2 separate regions of the Homo sapiens genome follow, and region 2 is linked to region 1. A link is an interaction called in ENCODE POLR2A ChIA-PET data of the cell type or tissue named here. Cell type or tissue: B cell. All regions are shown on one strand.

Evidence for each region. ChIA-PET counts read pairs that join two places held together with the same protein. Peaks named below come from ENCODE experiments on the same cell type or tissue, not always from the same donor. Only the 100,000 strongest peaks of a DNase experiment are listed, where the experiment ranks them.
Region 2: POLR2A ChIA-PET joins it to region 1 with 5 read pairs; 6 of 35 experiments call an interaction of 5 or more read pairs at or near these places.

Annotation. Positions count from the first base shown.
Region 1 is chr9:37,179,597-37,182,096 of GRCh38, forward strand. The region is part of intron 2 of ZCCHC7 (zinc finger CCHC-type containing 7); the gene reads left to right. The region is part of intron 1 of LOC105376033 (a long non-coding RNA gene); the gene reads left to right. Among named protein-coding and RNA genes, the nearest start is that of ZCCHC7, 60 kb to the left of the region's middle. In B cell, no CTCF peak of the experiment used is centred here; no DNase peak of the experiment used is centred here; H3K27ac peaks cover 798 bases.
Region 2 is chr9:37,106,196-37,108,695 of GRCh38, forward strand. No RefSeq gene overlaps it. Among named protein-coding and RNA genes, the nearest start is that of ZCCHC7, 13 kb to the right of the region's middle. In B cell, no CTCF peak of the experiment used is centred here; a DNase peak (open chromatin) is centred at 1,527; H3K4me3 peaks cover 997 bases.

The DNA.
Region 1 (2,500 bases):
ATTTCGAGGTTTACCAGTCCAGCTCACCTGTCTCTTTGCATGGATAGTTGAAATTGATGGCTGTCGAGTATAAACATTTACCTGTTGATGTTGAGTTGATGGATTTCTTTTTTAAGGATAATACAGAATCCCATCATTGGGCATTCATTTATTTGCTGCTCATCAAGATGATTGACAGTTTTGCCAACAACATGGAAAAAGGATCTTCCTTCATGATGCATATGAGAAAAATTTTACCCCTCAATGATGAGTGCCCTACAGAAAAACATATTCTTGTAGATTCTTTTTCATAGTTGGTATTTATTTGAATTTTGAGTTTAGAGTCCATAAGTATAAATTTAAGTCAAGTGCATAGTAAATTAGGGTAGTACACCCCTGCTGGCATTTTTCATCAAGTGATTGTATGTATAGGCCATAAGGACAAGGAGAAAGATAGGAAAAACCAAAATGGTTATTTTTTTTCCCCTGCACTTAGCATAGTGTTAGGCATGTAGTAGACTACTCAATAAATATTTATTGAATTTGAATTAAAAATTAGGCACAGAGTATATTTGATATTCTATAAATGTAATAGACTAGATGTCATTGGTTTAAATATGTAGCTGAAAATTAGAGCAGAAAGAAATTACAGAATGCTAATTGGTCTGTTTATGTTTTTTAAGTGAAAACTTCCTTTTAGGAGCTTATTAAAAGTAGATTTTTAAACACAGAATTCTCCTGTAAACGTCCTCTAGGGGGAAAAAAGACATTGCATACTGTTAATTTTCCTAACTGGTAAGTAAAACTGGGTTAAAAAAATAGATTCAGAAAATTCTAATGTTAATAATACAGTGGTACAATTTGGTGGTTTTAAAAGTATATTTAGTATATAGTAAAACACTATTTGTTTTCTGAAAATTGCTGTAGTTTCACAATCTGAAAAAAACGTCTTGTCTTTTTGAATGCTGTATTTACTTTGGTGGAATATTTTGAACATGCCACTTATTTATAGAGGAATAATTTTGCATTCTTTTGGTAACATTTTTGTTGTCCTTTGTTATAAAGCAAACATAAATATTGGCTTGTCTGTTACTGAATTGATAAATTGCAAACTCTTATTTTAGTTGTAATGGGTTTTGGCCACATTGTGTATGATTTGAGTTGAAACTATTTCAGGCAGGTATTTGAGGAGATTTTCTTTATCAAAATGCTTCAAATCACAAATCAACAAAATTAATTTTTGTTCTCAAATATATAGGATACTTTATTCTAAGTGAGACTATATAAGATATTTAATCTCTAATTAGTAGATTTGGTCATTTCGGATGATATGATTGTTTTATTTATAAAACAAATATTTGGAGATTGTTTTCCAATACATCAGGTTATTCCTTGATATTTAGCAGAAGTTTTTGCCATAGTGCTTAATGAAAACAGCTCAAACTGTTAAAATACATTTTTGGTATAAGTATATTTGGTATGTTCTATGCTTTAATTATTAATTTGTAATTTTATTTTAACAAATTACTTTGTGTAGTTTTTTTTTAGAAGCAGATCAGCTCAGTGTAAGAAACTTAGAATATTGTTTTGTAGCTTTCTTTGTTATTTCGTTGTCCTTCCTTTTTATTTGTAGTTTGCAAGGGTAGATGAGATTTTTTTTTCAGTTTCACTTGTCCAGATGATATTTAATGTAGAATGAATAAACTCAGAAGAGCAGCCTTTACCTAAGGAAGAAGGTATGACTACTTCAAATTGTTTCATCACTTAGTTTGACTTCAGAGATTTTTGCTCTGTGATTTGCACTGACTTCAAAACTTTTTGCATGTATCTCAAAAGTGGGTGAGAACATTTATAGCAGCATTATTCATAATAACCAAACTTGGAAATAAACGCTATATCCATCAGTTGATAAATTGACATACAAAATGTGGTATATTCTTAAAATGGAATATTATTCAGTCATAAAAAGGAATGAAGTACAGATTCATGCTTTAACATACCTGAGCTTTGAAAACACGTTAGTGAAAGAAATGAGACACCAAAGGCCACAAAATATGTGATTCCATTTACGTGAAATGTCCAAATGGGCAAATCCATACAGACAGGAAGTAGATTAGTAGCTGACAGGAAGGAGCTGGGAGAATGTGGGAATGGAAAGGTACTGTAATGGATGTGGGATATATGGAAGATGTTCTGGATTATGGTTGCACAACTTTGTGAATGTACTAGAAAATACTTGCACATTTCAAAAAGGTGATTTTTCTTTATTTTTATAAATTTTTAAAAAAAATTTGAGATGGAGTCTTGCTGTGTCGCCCAGGCTGGTCTTAAACTTCTGGGCTCAAGCCATCCTCCCACTTCAGCTTCCCAAAGTGCTGGGATTCAGGCATGAGCTACTGTGCCCAGCCCAAACAGATGATTTTTATGGTGTGTGAATTATATCAATGTTTTTAAAAAGGGAGTTGAAATATATAAATTGTTGGTTTATAGAGATATTATTACTAGATGAGCTAGTCATTGC
Region 2 (2,500 bases), 73 kb before region 1:
GCCCTGCTAATTTTTGTAGTTTTAGTAGAGACGGGGTTTCACCATCTTGGCCAGGCTGGCCTTGAACTCCTGATCTCGTGATCCACCAGCCTTAGCCTCCCAAATTGCTGGGATTACAGGTGTGAGCCACTGCGCCCAGCCTCTAACCTTCTATTTTATAAGTAGGATTTTCTCTTCTAGTAGTGGAATGAGTCAGACAGGGAGAAGCAAGTCCTTGCAAATGATAAATATATATTGCTATGAGTTGAATTGTGTCCCTCCAAGGGAATGTTGAAATCCTTATGCTAGTATCTCAGAATATGACCTTATTTGGAAACAGGGTCATTGCAGATATCAGTTAAGATATGATGGATCCTTTTTTCTGTTTGTTTGAGACAGAGTCTCACTCTGTTGCCCAGGCCTGAATGCAGTGGCTCGATCTCGGCTGACTGCAACCTCTGTCTCCCGGGTTCAAGTGATTCTTCTGCCTCAGCCTCCCAAGTAGCCAGGACTACAGTCACATGCCACCAGACTCAGCTAATTTTTGTATTTTTAATAGAGACGGGGTTTTGCCATGTTGGCCGGGCTGGTCTCGAACTCCTGACCTCAGGTGATCCATGTGTCTCTGCCTCCCAAAGTGCTGAGATTACAGGCATAAGCCACCATGCCCAGCCTGATGGGTTCTCAATTCAATATGACTGATGGCCTCATGGGAGGAAGAATAAGACACACAGGAAGAAGATGTAGCCATGTGATGACAGAGGCAGAGGTTGGAGTGATGCATCTACAAACCAAGGATTGCCAAGAACCTACAGAAGCCAGGAAGAGGCAGGGAGGGTTCTTCCTTAAAGCCATCAGAGAGCATGGACCTGCCAACATCTTGATCTCGGACTTCTAGCCTCCAAAACTGTGAGAAAAGAAATTCTTGCTGTTTTAAGTCACCCCACTTTTTGGTAATTTGTTGTGGGCAGCCCTAGGAAATGAATACAGTACACAAATGTTGCCAGCATGTGAGTTTCCTTGGGCCAAAAGAGGTGGGTTCCATCAGGCCTTGGGGTAGAGGCAGTTATGAAACAAAAGTTGGGCTGGGCTCGAATATTTGGTAGCAATAAGCCCCAAAGTTCAAGCAGCCAGCATGTCCCAATCAGATTCTAATCTGGGATACTAACAATGGATGATGAGCAGAATCAGAAGCAAAGGTGGAGGAAATATTTGTCTTCCCATTTGAAGAAGTTGCAGTTCCAAATCTTTGATTCAGCAATTCTGATTGGGATACAGAATTTTACAGTTTATGCAAGTTGCATCTCTAAGGTACACGTAGCTGACATGAAAAGCAGCAAGTTCTCTTCCTTGTTCTCACCAAACTCCTCCTACCGCATACCCAGTCACAGACTTATATATGTTCAAAAGCCAGAAAAGACTGTAAGGTGGTTGTTAAAACCTCACTCACTTTGGAGTGTTGCTGGACCACTGCAGGCTGACTTCAGTCCAGAGAGATGTGCCCATTTACTCACTGTTAAGTCTTTGAATTAGAGTCTCTGCAGGAAACAGGTGTACATTCTGAATGAAGAATTGAGTAGTTTCATGAAGGGACAGTTTACAGAGGGGTGGGCAGAACTCAGGGAAGACAACAAGGTATGGCACCCTAGGGCTAGCCATTGCAGGGAGCATTCACCTTTTAGTTACACCTAAAAGGGCCAGGAAGGAAGGGAGTGGCTGTATGAAGAAGGTCACCTGACAGGAGCTGTGGTCTTTTGTAGAGGAACGCAATCAACTCATGGAGACGCAGCAGAGAGGGAGCCAGCACACCAACGGTGTGACTTCATTCCCCTCCTGTCCTCCTAAATTTAGCTCATGCTGCCTATTGTCCAACCCCAACCAAAGACCAAAAGATAAGGAAGCTTTTCAAACTTAATGGTGATAGACTGAAAGCTTTCCCCCTAAGATCAGAAACAATATAAGGATGCCTGCTTTCATCACTGCTACTCAACATGGTACTGGGAGTCCTAGCCAGAGCATCTTGGAAAGAAAAAGTAAAACACTGTCATCATTTGGAATCACAAGTCATCCAAATTGGAAAGGAAGAAATAAATATTTACAGTTGCAGAACACAGGACTCTACATATAGAAAATCCCAAGGAATACACAAAAAATCTATTAGATCTAGTAAATTGATTTAGCAAATTTCTAGGGTACAAGATCAACACACAAAAACCAGTTGTGTTTCTGTACATCACCAAGGAACAATCCTAAAAAAAAATTCCATTCATAATAGCATCCAGAAGAATCAAATACAATTCTTAGGAATTTTATTCTGATTGGGATATAGAATTTTATGGTTTATGCAAGTTTTGCATCTCTCAGGAATGCATTTGATCAGACCATTCATCAAGAAAGGTGAAGGACATGTACACTGAAAAGTATAAAACTGCTGAATAAAATTTAAAAAGACCTAACTTAACATGAAATTCCATGGTTATGTATCAGAAAACTTAATATTGTTAAGATGGCAGTACTCCCA